2 separate regions of the Mus musculus genome follow, and region 2 is linked to region 1. Evidence: chromatin loops called from intact Hi-C (ENCODE). Cell type or tissue: left cerebral cortex. All regions are shown on one strand. Each heading gives the region's core, and the rest is flanking DNA. Links, peaks and the distances in the headings are about the cores only. Region 1 holds the start of Mpdu1 (mannose-P-dolichol utilization defect 1). Region 2 holds the start of Kdm6b (KDM1 lysine (K)-specific demethylase 6B).

What was found. Hi-C counts contacts between places; a loop is a spot of excess contacts. Peaks named below come from ENCODE experiments on the same cell type or tissue, not always from the same donor. Only the 100,000 strongest peaks of a DNase experiment are listed, where the experiment ranks them.
Region 2: a loop joins it to region 1, with 2.4 times the contacts of the local background. A loop is called at or near these places in 2 of 42 quality-filtered maps.

What each region holds. Positions count from the first base shown.
Region 1 is chr11:69,658,343-69,666,660 of GRCm38, forward strand. Mpdu1 (mannose-P-dolichol utilization defect 1) reads right to left here and starts at 4,307. Exons shown (of 7, transcript NM_011900.4): 1 at 4,127-4,307; 2 at 469-534; 3 at 224-356. The coding sequence starts at 4,229. It overlaps Cd68 (CD68 antigen), which reads right to left and starts at 7,828. Exons shown (of 6, transcript NM_001291058.1): 1 at 7,678-7,828; 2 at 7,161-7,594; 3 at 6,905-7,024; 4 at 6,693-6,771; 5 at 6,409-6,579; 6 at 5,871-6,162. The coding sequence starts at 7,720. The coding sequence ends at 6,029. Mir1934 (microRNA 1934) reads left to right here and starts at 4,701; the gene lies at 4,701-4,783. In left cerebral cortex, for the core only: CTCF peaks have their summits at 2,932 (motif pointing right) and 4,365; DNase peaks (open chromatin) are centred at 4,359, 7,517 and 7,909; H3K4me3 peaks cover 1,712 bases; H3K27ac peaks cover 2,430 bases.
Region 2 is chr11:69,414,790-69,423,086 of GRCm38, forward strand. Kdm6b (KDM1 lysine (K)-specific demethylase 6B) reads right to left here and starts at 1,405. Exons shown (of 24, transcript NM_001017426.2): 1 at 1,228-1,405. It overlaps Dnah2 (dynein, axonemal, heavy chain 2), which reads right to left. Exons shown (of 86, transcript NM_001081330.1): 80 at 8,192-8,297; 81 at 7,967-8,118; 82 at 7,730-7,844; 83 at 6,941-7,117; 84 at 6,773-6,847; 85 at 6,481-6,631; 86 at 6,020-6,358. The coding sequence ends at 6,204. It overlaps Gm51903 (a long non-coding RNA gene), which reads left to right and starts at 724. Exons shown (of 2, transcript XR_003949708.1): 1 at 724-995; 2 at 4,200-6,014. In left cerebral cortex, for the core only: CTCF peaks have their summits at 561, 3,760 and 4,836 (motif pointing left); DNase peaks (open chromatin) are centred at 593, 1,149, 1,358, 2,873 and 6 more places; H3K4me3 peaks cover 5,280 bases; H3K27ac peaks cover 4,787 bases.

The sequences.
Region 1 (8,318 bases), core at 123-8,122:
CAAACTGAAAAGAAAAGAATTGTGGGGCTGGGCGGTGGTGGCACATGCCTTTAATCCCAGCAGTTGGGAGGCAGAGGCAGGCGGATTTCTGAGTTTGAGGCCAGCCTGGTCTACAGAGTGAGTTCCAGGACGGCCAGGGCCACACAGAGAAACCCTGTCTTGAAAAACCCAAAGAGAATCTTGGGGATTTGGCTTTGGGCGTGAAGAGTGGACCCTCACTCACCTGAAGGGGAAGTTGTTGGTGATGCTGTAGACCACGGTTCCGGTCAGTGCCACTAGCTCCAGCATTACTGACTGGAGACTCAGTCCTTCTGCACTCTTGGCTCCCAAGAGTTTAAATACCTGGGGCAGCTTGACTGTGGACAAAGCAGCAGGGCTGAGGAAAGGGCACTCTATCCCCAGCCTTGGCATCCTCAGCCTCTCACCTCCCTTCCCTTTACTCCAACAGCAGGAAGGAGCTGTACGTACCGAGAAGTGACCCAGCCACGATGCCCAGCCCGAGGCCTTTGCTGAGGAGAATCTTGAGGCAGGGAACTGAGAAGAGAGAGCAGTCAGCAGAGAGGCCTCTGGCGCCCAGGTGAGGGTTTGAAGTGCTCCTAGGAGCTGTTGCCCTCTCCCTCACCCGTGACCACCACACCTACCACACCAGTAAGTCTCTGGGGGTGGTAGGGATGACAGGGCAAACATCCTTGCTACAGACATCTTCTATTCAGACTGGGTGTGCTGTCACAACAGCTTCTTCCTTCCTGTCCCCCTTCCATTCCCTATAAATACACGTCTAAAATAGTTTTGAGGGCTGCAAAGAGTAGGGTTGTCCCCTTCAGAAGGACCAGGATAACCAGAAGGTTCTGAAATGTATGGTGTGGGCACTTGTCTTTGGAAGGAGGAGCATTTGAAGTAGGCCATCCAGTTCCTGAGGAGAGTAGGGTCAGGGAATTCTTAAGCAATGCCTGTGTAACTAAAAAGCTAACTTTTATCCCTCATTAACCCAGGAGCCACGTGGTAGACGGACAGAAACAACTCCAGAACTTCCATGCATGGCCCCCCTAATAAACTGTACTAACAAAAATGCACTAAGGCCGGGCGTGGTGACGCACTCGGGAGGCAGAGGCAGGCGGATTTCTGAGTTCTCTGAGTTCTCGAGGTCAGCCTGGTTCTACAGAGTGAGTTCCAGGACAGCCAGGGCTACACAGAAACCCTGTCAAAAAAAAAAAAAAAGCACTAAGAAAGTATGTCTTTTAAAAATGGAGAGATGGCTCAGAGGTTAAGAGCACCAACTGCTCTTCCAAAGGTCATGAGTTCAAATCCTAGCAACCACATGATGGCTCACAACCATCTTTAATGAGATCTGATGTCCTCTTCTGGGATGTCTGAAGACTGCTACAATGTATTTACACATAATAAATTAATTAAAAATGAAATCTTTTTTTGTTTTTGTTTCTGTTTTTTTTTTTTGTTTTTCGAGACAGGGTTTCTCTAGCCCTGGCTGTCCTGGAACTCACTTTGTAGACCAGGCTGGCCTCGAACTCAGAAATCCGCCTGCCTCTGCCTCCCGAGTGCTGGGATTAAAGGCGTGTGCCACCACGCCTGGCTGAAAAAAAATTTAAAAAGTCATAAGGGATGTGTGTTGTAGTTCAGGCTTTTAGTCTTATTTAATCATCTCTGAGTTCAAAGCCAGCCAGAATTACACAGTGAGACCCTATCTCAAATACTTAAAAACTATTGTCAGGTGTGGTGGCAAAAACATTTAATCTTAGCACTTGGGATCGAAGGACAGCTATGTGAGTTCAAAGCCAGCCTGGTCTACATAGTGAGTTCAGGCCAGCCAGGGTGATATAGAGAAACTATTAAAAAGGCTGGAGATATGGCTCAGTGTTTACGAGTACTGACTGTTCTTCCAGAGGACCTGGGTTTAATTCCTGACACCCACATGGAGTTCACAACTCTTAACTCTATTTCGAGGAGATCTGACACCCTCATTCATACATACATTCAGGCAAAACACCAGTGTACATAAAACAAAAATAAATCTTTAAAGAAATCATTAGGCCAACAAGATGGCTCTGCTGCCAACTCTGTTGACCTGAGTGTATATAAGGGAATACCACAACAGAAATACATTTTAAACATTTGGGACTGGAAAGATGACTTAGTGGTTAAGAGCACATCTCTGCTCTTGCAGAGAAGATCTGAATTCAATTTTTAGCATCCTTCTCCAGTGACTCACAAATGCCCGTAGCTCCAGCTCCAGTGGCATCTTCAGGCCCTTGCAGTCATGTATAGTATACATATACACACACATATACAAGTGAAAAGACACACATAAAAAAAAAAAATCTACATTTCAAAACAACCCTGGCTGGCGAGATGGCTTAGTGGGTAAGAGAGCTGACTGCTCTTCTGAAGGTCCTGAGTTCAAATCCCAGCAACCACATGGTGGCTCACAACCACCCATAATGAGATCTGACGCCCTCTTTTGGTGTGTCTGAAGTCAGCTACGGTGTACTTATGTATAATAATAAATAAATATTAAAAAATAAATAAAAAATAAAACAACCCTATTTTGTGTGTGAGCACATAGGTGCATGTGTTCAGGTCAGAGACTTTGAGGAGCCAGTTCTCCCTTTTTGCCTTTCTGTGGGTTCCGGGAATTGTACCCAGGTTGCCAGCCTTGCAAGCCACCCCTCCAGTCCCACAGGCGTTCCCTGACTCTTTTCTCTCCCCCCCCACCCCATTCCCACATTCATACATTCCTGAACCTTCAGGTTGTCCCCACTCTTCCAGGACATTTATCCTTGTTCTTCCACTATCTCTATCATTTACTTCTTTTTTTTAAAGATTTATTTATTTATTTACTTTATGTGTGTGAGTACATTGTAGCTATCTATCTTCAGACACACCAGAAGAGGGCATTGGATCCCATTACAGATGGTTGTAGGCCACCATGTGGTTGCTGGGAATTAAACTCAGAACCTCTGGGAGAGCAGTCAGTGCTCTTAACCACTGAGCCATCTCTCCAGCCCCTATCATTTACTTCTTATCTTGGTTTTTCCAGACAAGGCTGCTCTGTGTAGCCAGCCCTGGTTGTATTGGAACTCATCCAGTTGCCTAGGCTGTCCTTGAACTCCCGCCTCTGGGTCCCTCCCAAGGGCTGGGATTAAAGGTGTGGGCCACAGTTCCTGGCAATTTCTCTAATTTTTTTTAAAAAACATTTTTCTTTCAAACCCTGTGTCCAGGGCTGATTTTCAATAGATTGCAGCGAGTGAGCTGAGCTGCTGCCTACAAAACCCTGATCCTGGCAATCTCTCTACCACTGAATCTTTGACCTGGTGGGCATTTGGCCCAGGAAGGCGTCTTGACTATTGTAAGCCAAAAGTCACTTAGAATAGAGAGATGGAGAAGGCTTATCAAAGGCCTTTGTAAAGAAAAAGGAAAGGAAAAGTGCTATACTCCCAACACTCTAGTGACTGAGGCAGGAGGACTGTTGCCAGTTCAAGGGCAGTCTGTGCCACATAGTAAATTCCAGAAGCTGGTGCTGGAGAGAGGGGATAAAAAAAAAAATTTGTGAGCCTCTGTCAGTTGAGTGCTTGGGGCGAAAGGAGGCCTACATGCCTGGCTGGGGTTTTAATTTTGTTTTATAAAATACGAGTTTTCCGCCGAGGATTGGTGGCACACACCTTTAATCCCAGCATTTGGGAGACAGAGTCAGGTGGATTTCTGAGTTCGAGGCCAGCCTGGTCTACAGAGCGAGTTCCAGGTCAGCCAGAGCTATACCCTGTCGGGGGGGGGGGGGGGGGTACGACAAAAAAGCTCCGAGTTTTCCAGCCTGGGGCTAGAGCCTGGTTAGCAGAGTAGCACATGCCGCCCTGAGTTCGACTCCCAGCCCAGAAAGGGATGAGGGTTGGGTACAGACTTCCGAGATTGTAAAACACAAATTTAACTTTTTTTCGGGAGACACCCCTTCATGCCCAAATATGGCACTTTTCCTATGCAGGGCCCCAAACACTTCCGCCCTCGTCAGAACCGCCTTCTGCCCAGCTTCGCGGTGACATTAATCGCCACTGTCACGCCAACTTACGGTTCAAGGCTGCTCCAGCTAGACCTTGAAGGCTGAAATAAAACTCACCATGAAGCAAGTCCCATTGCACGAAGAGCTGGTCGTAACATTTCTCAGGTAAAAGAATTGGCACCAGCAGCCCTTTGAACGGCCCGTCGGCCTCCCCCGCCATGTTGGAAAGCTAAGCTTCCGCCAGGCGGGACAACCCCCGCCATTTATCCGCGCCGCGCATGCGCGCCGCGCACACCCCGCCCTGCTGTCCCCGAGGCCAGGGCTGCTCTTCCCTCTCCGTGATGCTCGCCCGCCTCCTCTAGGGGACACAGGTCTCCTTCCCAGGCAGGCTTTTGTGCGCGCCTTGACGTTCGAATTTTAAAGCGTGTCCGCGTTTGGCGCCTGCGCTGTTAGGACTTCCTCACTTTTGTTTACGCTCTTGTTCTGAAAGCAAGGTCCATGCTGCCCCCTCGCCCTGTCCCCCCTGCATGTACGCCATCTTGTCTAATCTCGGCCAACTTGATAGTGTTTGAAGTTGAAAGGGAAAAGAGTTCGAGTCTTCAAAATGGCGCTAGCAGAAGCACTGCAGCTCTCTTTATCTTTCCTCTTGGTTTCTCCAGAGGGAATAGAGCCGCAAAAGAGCCATTCCGAGCTGGGCCTTCTTTCTGGTCCCCTGCTTCGTCCTCTGTCCAGATGTTAAGAGGATGACGGTGGGGCTGGTGAGATGGCTCAGCGGTTAAGAGCGCCGATTGCTCTTCCAAAGGTACTGAGTTCAAATCCCAGCAACCACATGGTGGCTCACAGCCATCCGTAAGGGGCGAGCTCCGCTGCAGGAGAGCAACCCCTGACACAACAGGGGACCTCAGTCTGCTGTGTCTAGGTGGGAACCCAGAGGGTGCGAGCAAAATTCCAGTATTTGTCTGGGAAAGGGCCCCTAGGGTTAGGCGAAGAGAGCCATCTACATTCCACCACACTGCCAGGACACCTACTCTTGGTTCAGGCTGTAGGGCATTCCTAAACTGTTTCTCAGTTCCTTGTTTTTGGGGGTGAGGGGAATGTAGTTGCTGGTCAGGGCATAATGTCACATGTACCTCTGCTGTGTGGGGGCTCTGGTCCAAGAATTTCTGTAACCTCATGGGACTGTTAAATTGGAAAGGCACCCATCCTTGGCTCCCATCCGTTGAACCATGTCCTACTATAAACAGTAGAATTTATACTTTGGTACAGTGGGTGGCTGTCTGAAAAATCCCTTTTTATATCTGGACAAGGGCAGATTGCAATTGCCACCGCTCCCTCTCCTTCTGGTACTCGGGGATGTGTTTGCGAGGCCTGAAGTTGTTCCTCGTAGCACAGCCTCATAGAAGTCGGCTGCACCAGTGGGCTCCTCAGTGAACTAGCCCCGGCCACAGTGCACATGGAATCTCATTGTTCAGTCACCACTTTTGAAATAAATTAATACAGCCACCTACTCATATTTTAGTTGTGTTGTACCTAGCTGCGCCCCGAGGGTCAGCAACAGGGTGTCAGGTCGGAATGATTCATTCTGTAAGGGACTAGGCAGCCATTGGCCCCAGAGGGAGGAGGGAATTTTGGCAGCTTCACCAGCAGTCACAGGACATTGAGGGATGAACCAATGAAGGCATTTGGTCACTCTCTGGTACTTTTGTCCCTTCTTGCCAGCTGTCTCTTGGTGACTCAGCCACGGGAAGGCACAGGAAGGCATATGACAAGAAACTCGTGGCTTTTAGCCCCGGCAGGACAAGGCAAGCCAAGAGAAAAGATTTCATTAAGTGTTTGTACTCTTAATGAGGAAAGAAAGGAGTAGTAGGTACCATTCATGTTTATTGATTCCCCACCCCTATTATAAAATCTCTTCATTGTGTTCCTAAAGACAGAGAAGGAAGGTAACTGTTGAGTCAGTGGCATGGTGAAGAGATGAGGCGCTCCTTGGTGGCTTACACAGTGGACTGGGGCAGATGCTCAGAGGGGCTGGTAGGTTGATTGTCGTCTGCGGGTGATGCAGAAGGCGATGAGCACCAGGGTGAGGAGGCCGAGGAGGACCAGGCCAATGATGAGAGGCAGCAAGAGGGACTGGTCACGGTTGCAAGAGAAACCTGGCAGAATAATGGGATCCCTGAGAATTGCTGCAGTGGTGGACGGGCTAAAGGTGGGAGGTGGGGGAGGACGGAAGAGGAAAGGGGATGAAGAAAGGCTGAGGAGCCAACCCATAGGTGAGAGCAGTCAGCAAAGGGGAAATAAGGCAGTCTTGTAGAGGAGGCGGAGGTCTAGAAAAAGAGTTCTGGGGAAGGTTTCCAGAGCAATGGGAGAGCTCTAGGAAAGAAGAAGTAGGTAGGGCTTACATGGCCCGAAGTGTCCCTTGTCAGGCAGCTGAGCAGCCTGTAGCCTTAGAGAGAGCAGGTCAAGGTGAACAGCTGGAGAAAGAACTATGCTTGCATTTCCACAGCAGAAGCTTTGGCCCAAGGGAGCTTGGAGCTCTCGAAGAGATGAATTCTGCGCCATGAATGTCCACTCTGCAGTAATTAGTAATTAAGAGTCAAATCCAGTCCTGACTCCTGAGTCCTCCCCACCAGCCCAGCACGCCCAGCCTAGACTTTTAGTGTGGTAAGGAGAAGAGATTACTCACGTGCTGCCTGTGGGAAGGACACATTGTATTCCACCGCCATGTAGTCCAGGTAGACTGTACTCGGGCTCTGATGTAGGTCCTTAAGGTGAACAGAAAGACTCAAGGCATCAGGGACAGAGGCATCCATGTCCACAGAGCAAGAACAGAGGCTCCGGGGGTACAGGTATGGGATATGGAAGAATAGAGGATAGAGACAAACTCAAGCTGTATACCTGTTTGAATCCAAAGGTAAGCTGTCCATAAGGAAATGAGAGAGACAGGTGGGGATGGGTACCGTCACAACCTCCCTGGACCTTGGTTTTGTTGGGATTCAAAACAGATATGCCCCAAGCCTGTAGAAGTGCAATGGTGGGTCTGAAATCACAAGAATGCTCCATCCAGTTTATCCCCTCCTCTTCTCTTCCTCTTCCCTGCTGAACGAGCCCAGGACTTGCCTCTTGCCCTCTTTAAGCCCCACTTTAGCTTTACCTTTCTTCCACCCTGAATTGGGTATAGGATTCGGATTTGAATTTGGGCTTGGAGCTGAACACAAGGCTGGGAGCCGTTGGCCCACGTGTAGTTCCCAAGAGCCCCCTTGGACCTTGGACTAGGCGAGGGTGGAGGTGGTCCAGGGTGAGGGCCAACAGTGGAGGATCTTGGACTAGTAGCAGTGCCATTTGTGGTGGGAGAAACTGTGGCATGAGAAATTGTGGCATTCCCATGACTGGTGGTGGTGGCAGGGTTATGAGTGACAGTTGTGGGTCCGGAGCTGGTGTGAACTGTGACATTTCCGTGACTGGTGGTGGTGGGCCTGTGGCTGGTCGTAGGGCTGGCTGTGCTTTCTGTGGCTGTAGGTGTCATCGTGAAGGATGGCAGGAGAGTAACGGCCTTTTTGTGAGGACAGTCTTCCTCTGTTCCTTGGGCTTTCAGTAAGAGATTGGTTGGCCACCCAGGTGCAGGCTCCTGCCCATGAGCCCTCCCTCCCCCACCTCCCATTTCTCCTTACCTATAAGCGGTCCTAGCAAGATCAGACACACAGGGAGCCGCATGGCAGAGATGCTCAGACCAGCTAGGCTACACCAGTTCCTTCCTCAATCCAATCCCCTTTGCCTTCTCTTGGAAGAGGAAATGAAAAGCCTCACTTCCCTTAACTAAAATAATCCCACCCCAAACCTGACTCAGACACCTCAGCTTTAGCAACCCACTCAAGCCATTGGTTTTCACAATTAGGCTGTGATTGGCAGTGACGTTCTCAGTGGGCGGTACAAAGCCTTGGTTACCTCGTGAGAATGAGGCAGCTGACTCACACGGAACTTACCTAAGCAAAACTTGCTCTACTTGGGAGCTTACAATGCAGCAGAGAAATGGGAAGCCCTTTCCTCATTGGTAAGAAATGCAACCCCACCCATGCACTCCAATCCTAGCACAGGAGGCCGAAGGCAGATGTAAGAGGTCAGCTTAGCCTATTTATTTAGTTGCAGGACAGGAAGAGCTACAGAACAACCATCTCCCTACATCCCCAAGGTGAGTTGACACCTACATCATCTGGGCTAGGCCTAACCAACCAGTTGAATTTTTTTTTTTTGGTTTTTCAAGACAGGTATTTTGTGTAGCCTTGGCTGTCCTGGAACTCACTTTTGTAGACCA
Region 2 (8,297 bases), core at 298-8,297, 240 kb before region 1:
TATAGAGGGGGGGAGGGTTGCAGGCCAGACCAAGGGGGTCAGAAGGGTATGTGATGGGTGTCTGGACACCAGAGTGGGGGAGGGCCAACAGCCATTTAAAGGGCCAACCTCAGAACTTTAATCCCTTACCAGCCTTGGCCCCAAGCAGGAGGCTGTAATTCATCTGCCCAACAGCTGGGGTGGGGGTGGGGGGGCATGTGCATGAGGAGGAGGGGCTGGGGCCTTCTTGTGCAAAGAACCAAACAACAAAAGGGGAAGCTGAAGGGGCCAGCTCTAAAGTACCCAGGTCACCCTACTGACCTGCGGATCTGCCAGTGGCCCCCACCTGGTTCTGGCCCACAGGTTCTGTAGTTCAGACTCACAGATTCTTGGTCATGGAGTCAAAGGGCTCACCCATGGGGTTCTGAAGAAAGCCTAGACTGAGCACCCTCAGGGCAGGCTGTCAACCCCTTCTTGCACTTTTCCAGCCACAGTAACTGGACTGGAGACCTGAGGCCCAGTCCCAGACAGCCTCAAATGCCCTGCTCACCAGCCAAGCCTCTGTAGACATAGCCTGCCAGCTCCCCCTCCTGCCAGCACAGGGTGGCAGTGGCCACACCAAGGCTGTCCCTTTAAATCATTTCCACCCCTGACGGTGTGGACAAACCAAGGGCCCTGCCCCCCAGGCAGGCAGCTTGCCACCACCCCACCCCCTAACCCCCAGATATGTAAGGGCCATTTAAAGGGACATCAGAGAGGCAGCCTGGTCTCTAACAAATCCCCACCCCCTCCTCACACACTCACTGTCCCTGTCTCCAGCAACACACAGCCCCCCTGCCTCTCCATCAGGCCCCAAATTCCGGTTTTCTCTCACCCCTAGAGACTGCTACGAGGAGAATGGGGCAAGGGAGACTGGGGGGAGCCATTAAAGAATAAGGACTCCCTCCTTCCTCAGAGCCCCATGAGACTGGTCGGAAGAAGCCAGCCTAAGAAACATTGAGACAGAACCCCAAAAGGTGCCTCGGGCAGAACAGGGGAGCACACACTGTGGGGTGGGGGGAAGGGAGTCAGGCTGCACGAGACGGAGGGTGGCGGAGCCAGCAGGCGACAAGCCCAACTCGCAGAAATGGAACAAGGAGGGCTGGGGGGGAAAGGCAAGGCCCGGGAAATCGGGGAGACGGAAAGGGGTCGTCCGGGAGGGTGTGGAAGAAAATCAGACAGGGGGAGGGAGAGCCAGGCCAGGGTTACCTGCTGGGTGTCTGTCCCCCGGCGGTGCCCCCAGAGTCCGGGTAGGGAGGGGGAAGCAGCAGGGGGGGGAGTGGGGGCTGGGGGGCGGGGGAGACGGTCCCTCCTCTGCCTCCTGGGCCTGCCCCGGCGCTTGCAGCCTCTGCCTCCCTCCCTCCTCCTCCCCGTCCCTGAGTCCCGGAGTCAAACAAAGAACTGTAGCAGGCTCTCCCCAACCCCCTCCCTCCCTCCTCCTCCTCCTCGTCCTCCTCCTCCTCCTCCACCTCCTCCTCCTCCCCTCCCTCCCCACCAGCAGGCTCCCTCCTCCTCCCTTCCGGTCTCTTCCTTTAACTACCCGCTCCCCCAGCCTCCCCCCACTAGTCTCTCTCCACCCACCCACCCACCCCAACCTTTTACACACCCCTTTAGCCTAGCCATGTCCCCGCTAGGGAAACTGTGGAGTCCCTTTGCAAAATGAAAGGCTCCAGAGAGCAACATGGGAGGGAACCAGAGTATCGCTTGAAAATCACAAGCTACAACGTAATTATTTTAACAGCCAAAGGAATATAGTCTTAGCTATTTTTTTTTAAGGAGGGGAAAAATAAACCTAAAGAAAGCAATACAAATCTGGCTAAAGCCCACATCAAATAAGGTACATAAAGTAGTCGATGCTAATCCCTGACACCCCCCCCCCACACACACACACACACACAACACACACTCCAGGTAGCAGAATTCTCCACTCTTTAACCAATCCCCTGTGAGGGCTACTTTAGAAACAGGTCCACCCACTATAATAACTAACAACATTTAATAATATGTATTTTCTGATACTCATTCGGTATTAATTTTATACCAACCACTGTGCTAAATGCTTTGCATAAATTATTTCACTGCCCCCTCCCATCAGCTAGAAGGTAGGTATTGATATTTAAATGTCCCAGATTGCAGATAGGAGGTTCTGCAAGGTTGTGACTTTTCCCGAGTCCCATTTAGTGGCAGAGCTGGGGTTAGAATCCAGGTTTGAGCCGACAATCCACATTCTTAGGCACAAGAAAGGAGACTCTGTAATACCATCACCAACTCCAAGATTTAACAGAGGGCAGCCATAACTATCACTGGACTTCTCTCTCAAAAGTGGGCAATACCAGAAGCTGATCCACCTACCTACACAGATAAAGACCTTGACTTTTCAGCCTAACTCTTTCTCCTCAGTTTGGTAAGAGGAGGTGACGGGAGTCGCAGGGATGGGCTGGTGTGTATACCCACATACAGCTCCTCTCTTAGGGGCAGCTGTCTTGCAACTACACCCACTTCAGCTCAAGCTGGGAAAGGGGCAACCTGACACTGGGCCATGCAGCAGGTGGGAAACTAAAAAGACTTCAGGAGACACTTCCAAGGGCGCGCGGGAGGGAGTACGGGGGGTGGTAGTGGTAGTGGGGACTGGAGAGGAAGTTTTTCCATGGCAATCTAGGAAAAAGAAGGGGGGGGAAGACCCAGAATTCTCTCAAGCCAGCAAAGGGGCAAAGTCTTTCAGGCCACACCACACCCGCGCCCCTCCCCCTTCACGAAACTCCAGGCCAGGGTTTCCCACCTGCAGGATGCTAATGCCAAGGGAAAGGAAAGGAGAAAGAGATGGCACGGGACTGGAACGGGACTCTGGGCAGAGGTGGGAGGGAATGGAAAGGGGAGGAGATCGCATTGCCTGGCAACCGTCCCGGGGCACGTGCACTGGTGACATCATCCCAGGCCACCTCGAACACAGACCTTTGACTCCTACCAGGGCGAAGAAGCTGCTAGCTGGCTAAATTTCCTGAGAAAATAGCTTTAGGAATTCTGGGAACCCAAAAAGGAGACGAAGGAGGGAACCCAGGCGTCCTGCTTTTATCTCTGTTAACCCCAGCAGAACCAATCCTAGGGAATCCGGTCATTCGCCTGCCTCCTCCTCTCAGCCTCCAGCCTTGACCTCCCAACCCACATTTCTGACTGTCCCGACACGCCCCTCGGAAATACTGTGCCTTCTTTCTTCTGGGCTTGATCCCGGGTTAGGGGCGGGAGACTAAGGGACGGGGCACCAACCAAGTCCCGCGGGACTCCGTCTGCTATCTGCAGGATCCCTTGTGCCCCAGCTGGCCGCCAGCCGGAATCTGTCTGGGTCCCCAACTCTCCCGCCCCTCCCGCGCCGTTCCAGGGCGGAGTCTGTGGAGTTGAAATCAGGACACGCGGAGAGGAAGAGTTATATAACCCTCTGGAGAAGCAGAAAAGGACGAGTGGAGACGGGGACAGCCCGAAAGGAGCCAAGGGAGGTGTAAAGAACGCCAGAGCGTGCGAGGAGGAAATGTTAAGGAAGGGAAGAGGAAGGTCTGGTTTGCCTATCAAAAGCAGGAATTTACAAGAAAAAAAGAAAATAGGCGTAATGACCCTCTGGCCTAGAAAGTCACCGGGACCACAAGGGGCTTCTCACAGTGTCCTGCCCTGTCACTAACTGCAGCTAGGCCTGGGTGGGTTAAGCCTCGGGAAGGGGTGCTTGTACCCACTCCCTTTCTTTTGTGGAAACACCCTTTGCCGGAGCTCGGGAAAGCCGCGGCTGAGCCTAGGGGGCCGGAAACCACAGCTCCGCCCAGCCCACCTGGGAGCTTGGGGCGCCAGCTGGGGGTGGCGGTGGGGAACACAGGTAGCGGGCCTTCCCTCGAGAGGCTGACATTAACAGTCGACACCCGGCTAAAGAGCGCAAACCCACCCAGACGTCTGGGCCCGCAGGGGTTGAGAAACACAACCCTGGACTAGTTTGCAAACACAGACTGACGACCTGAGGCAAAGGGGGGGGAGGGAGGGAGAGACACACACACGACTCGCCGCGCAGGCGCAAGAGACTGTCTGGGCTCGTGCAGTGGAAGGGGTTGTACAGGGAGTGGAGCGTGTGGGAGTGCACGTGCGGATCCTGGGTAGCCACCGCCACCACCCCCCCTTCCACCTCCTCCCTCTCCCTCTTTCAGGCTCTCTATGACAGCTTCCCATTGGTCACTAGGACCCTGACGTAGTCGACGTCCGCTAAAGCCGATTGGACTGGAGAGAGTGAGTTTGGGAATCTGGCGGTGGACGTTCCCCAGCCTGTTACTCTGGCAACTGAGAAAACAACCCTGGCAAGCGACGGAGGTTCGACCAGCCTTACTCTGAGCAACCACTGGGTCCGTTCCTATCGCACCTCAATTAATTACTTCTTTTCTCTCGGAGTTCTCATCGCCAGGAACTAGGTGTTCTGCCTTCGACCTTCCCCACACTCCAGCCTCCAAGACACAGTCACAGGCCACAAGCCAGAAACGAATCTGCAGTTTAGTGACCAACTCAACCCAAATGCCACTTCACCACTGTTTATTCTAGGCCGGAAAAAGCATAGTCTCTCGCCCTGTCCCTAGCTTCTGCACTTTACCCATATGCTTACAATTTCCTGGGCCGGGGGCGGGTGCCAGACAGATGACAGGGAATCAAAGGTGAACCTCAGCGCACCTTTCTCAAAGGTGCGTGTCACAGCTATAGATAGCCCCCCCCCCCCAACCCGCATGGCCCTCGGCTCTGGTGGGCGTCTCATCTTCGCCATCTCGTGGCTACGTGGGAAAGGTTCAGCATGGAGAAAGGGCCAGAGCCCAGTGAAGGCTAGGGAACTGAAGACGGAAAAGTGAGGAGGAGGGCACCGGCAACTAGAGGAACGAACCAGGCGAGGCCGAGAGCAGACGGTGCGGTGGAGTGCTGTGAGATGGAAAAGCTACCGCTCCTGGAGGGATGGTGAAAGTTGAGAATACATACACATCTCCCCGGAGAAAAGAGCTGGAGGGAACCTTTGAGTGGCCCTGTAACTGGAAGTTCACTTTGCCTGATCGCTTCTGATCTCAGTGAGCCAGCGCCTAGCCATAGCCCTATCTGCAAACTGTCCTATAGTCTCCTTCCTCAGGACCGCTGAGCCCCGCCCTAGTGTCAATTCACCATCCCAAGCGGGACTGGGATTACTTTTAGGCCCTTTTGACCTTTAGAGCCAAGACCACGGGTTTTCCACTACCTTTGCCTTGTTCCCTTTTGGGGAACTTAGATGTCCTGCGCCCCGACTCTGACATTGCTTTTCCCAAGACTCAAATGCCTTGCCCGACCTCTCCAGAGAGTCTGACGTCCCGCCCCTCCCCCTTGCAAGGAGATGGTCTCCCTCTTTCCAAAAGTCCCTGCGGCTTCCCATTACCTGGTTCTGGGGGTCCCAGGTATTCAGGATCTTCAAGGCCTCTCGGGGGTCGAGCGGCCCCCCCTCCCAGGCAGGAGTTGGGGGGGCCGCTCCACCCCGTGGCGCAGTTTGATTTTCCAACACAAACACCCGCCCCCACCCCCCTTCCTCAACCCCGCCCCCGACTCGTGGTCCCGCCCCTCGCGCTGAAGTCCCTCTCTCCGGCTCCGCCCTGCCTTCGGTCCGCTCCCCTCAGCTGTAGTCTCAGATAAGAATCCCCAGTAAGGATTGCAAGGCTTCGTTACTGTGCAGTGTATAGAGCCCATCACGGACCCTTACCTGACAAGTCTTTTATTCTATTTGCATCGCGCGCCCTTCCAAAGCAAGCCCCACCCCGCCTGCTCAAATCCTTTCCAGGAGACTTGGTCACACCTTCTTTTAGGCCTGGTGGGCAAGTAGTTCAAGACCACGCCTCCTCTTATAGGCCACCTTTCTCTTCTCAGTTCTGGTTGTAGCAGCTCCTTTCCTTAAGTCCCAGCTTCCCTCCCTCCTCCAGGTTTCCTCCACCCCCAACACACATTAAAACACCATCATTGAGAGACTTGGGGCTTGGTTTTGCACGGTTTTTACTGCACTGAGCGCCAATACAAGTCTTCCACCTTTTCCGCTAGCGCCACTAGGTACTGTCAGAGTGTCACTATATGCTAGATTCAGCTAAAGTCAAAGCCTGAGATCCAGCTTTAGTTCAAGGTCCTAGGGCTTCCGACCCTCTCAAGGAGGAGAGAAGAGCTCATCAGCTGTCCAGGCTCATCAGTAGAGCAGTGCCCCTCTTAATCCAGTGATCAGATGTCATGGATCCAGATCGGAGATCGATGCCTATGACAAAGGAGGCTCGATCTGTGCTGCCTGCCCGGTTGGGATAATAATAGCAGGGACAGGAGTACATGCCTAGGGGAGAAGAAAAGAAGTAAGATTCTGGAGCCTGGAAGATCAGAGCAAGTGCATTTGGGAACTGGAGCAGGGAGGATGGGTTAGTATCCAAACGGGATAGGGAGGGGGCAGTTTCCCACCCTTGGCACTTTTCTTTCGGCTCTCTGCTGGACGGAAGTGGATCGTGGGCATGAGGCAGACCAGCTGCATGGGCTCCGCCTCCACTAAACAAGAATTCTTTCGGTCCCAGCCAGCACCCTCCAGGTACAGGCCCCGAACCCAAACTCCATCCTGGAGAGAAATGGAGACAGAGTTGAGGGAAAGACCCTACGCTGACAATACCTTTGACCTAAGTCCTCTGTCCTCCTCTTCACCCCACTTCCCACTGTTTCTTCCATTTCCCTCCTCATCCCGAGCCCATCCGCCTCCCACCTTGGGTGGATACACCAGGTTGCTGTCGTCCACAGTGGAAACTATAAATTCCCAAGAGAGGCTGTCCACTGAGATCTGTGGATTGAAGGCGACAATGAAGGAGGCCCCCAAGGAAGAGAAGGAATGAATGCACGTTCCTAGGCTGCCTCCCCGGCTCTGGATGCTCACGTTGTTTTGGCGAGCGGCAGACTGCAGTACCGCAGTGAGGAAGCCAGTGGGGAAAGTGAAGCCAGACAGCCAAAAGAGCACCGGAGGGCGGGCTCGACTGGCCCATGTTTCAAACTGTTCCACACGCACAGCCAGGTCCCGGGTCCATGACGCCAAGGGCTTTTGTGAGGGATATACCTGAGGAACGAGGGGGTGCATGTGGTGTTTTGTCCACAGTGCTTTCCCTGTCAGTATTAAGAACACCTGGGGCATTCGCCAAAGCTCTCCAAAAGTTAACTGGGGGGGGGGGGCATAAAATAGCAGCTACTTATTAATAATAGTATCACTACAAGATTATCCTTTATCCAAAATGCACGGTGCCAGAAGAGCTTCAGATTTCTCATGGGTTTTTCAGGGGTGTGCTTGGAATATTTGCATAGACTACTGGTTGAGGATCCCTGATTTGAAAAATTAATAATCTGAAACCTTTTGAGCACTGTGCTTGGCACTCAGGTCGTTTCATATTTCCGAGTTTTGAATGAAGGGTGCTTGTTCTGCAGAGATCAGGTACTGAGTGAGTACCACGGACAGTCTTTGGGAGTGGGGTATCCTTAAAATATCCTTGCAGAAATTAATGTGACTACATCTATAAGTTAAGGTCTGCAGTCAGTGAATGGCAGAGCCAGATCTCAACACAGATTGAACCTGTCTGGGTTGGAACCCCAGGCTCTTTGAAGTCTGCTATATGCCTCCTGGAAATGAAGTGAAGAGGAGGGTCAGGGTTAGGACTGACAGCCGTTGGGAGCTTGCCTTTCCCCAGAGTGGAGGGACATGAGCATCAAATATGCAGTTGAAGATCTCTTCCAGGCTTGTTGACATGACGATGAGGCCCTGGATGCCCTTCTCCAAGTCTGTCAGGGAGAACCTGAGTGGAAGGAGGCAGGTAGGCTATTAAAGAGGTGCAGGCCTGGGAGAGCCATCCCAACCGTGAGTGGGGTTGTCTTTCTCCTTCCCCTCCCACGTTCTATAGTGTTCCTTCGGTCTTACAAGATGGTCTTCATCAACTTGTTATATCTCTGGATCTCCTGCAGGAGGACCACATTGAGTGGGGAGGGGTCAAGAGCCAGCAACTTTCGGGTCCCCTCATAGTCGATCATCTCGGGGATCTTCTGCTTCACATCAGCAGCCAACTCTAGGACCTAGGGAGGCAGAAGCTCGGGGCTAGGCTGCCCTTCCTCAACATGCCCTCTCCCCGGGCATCTCTCTTCCTACCTTCTCTTCTCGGCTCTGGCCACCAACCCTGGTGGGTGTGATCTGGGGTTGCAGGGAAAGCAGGGTCTCAAAGAGGGTCCGGGCCTCTGTGATCTGGGAGGCCACG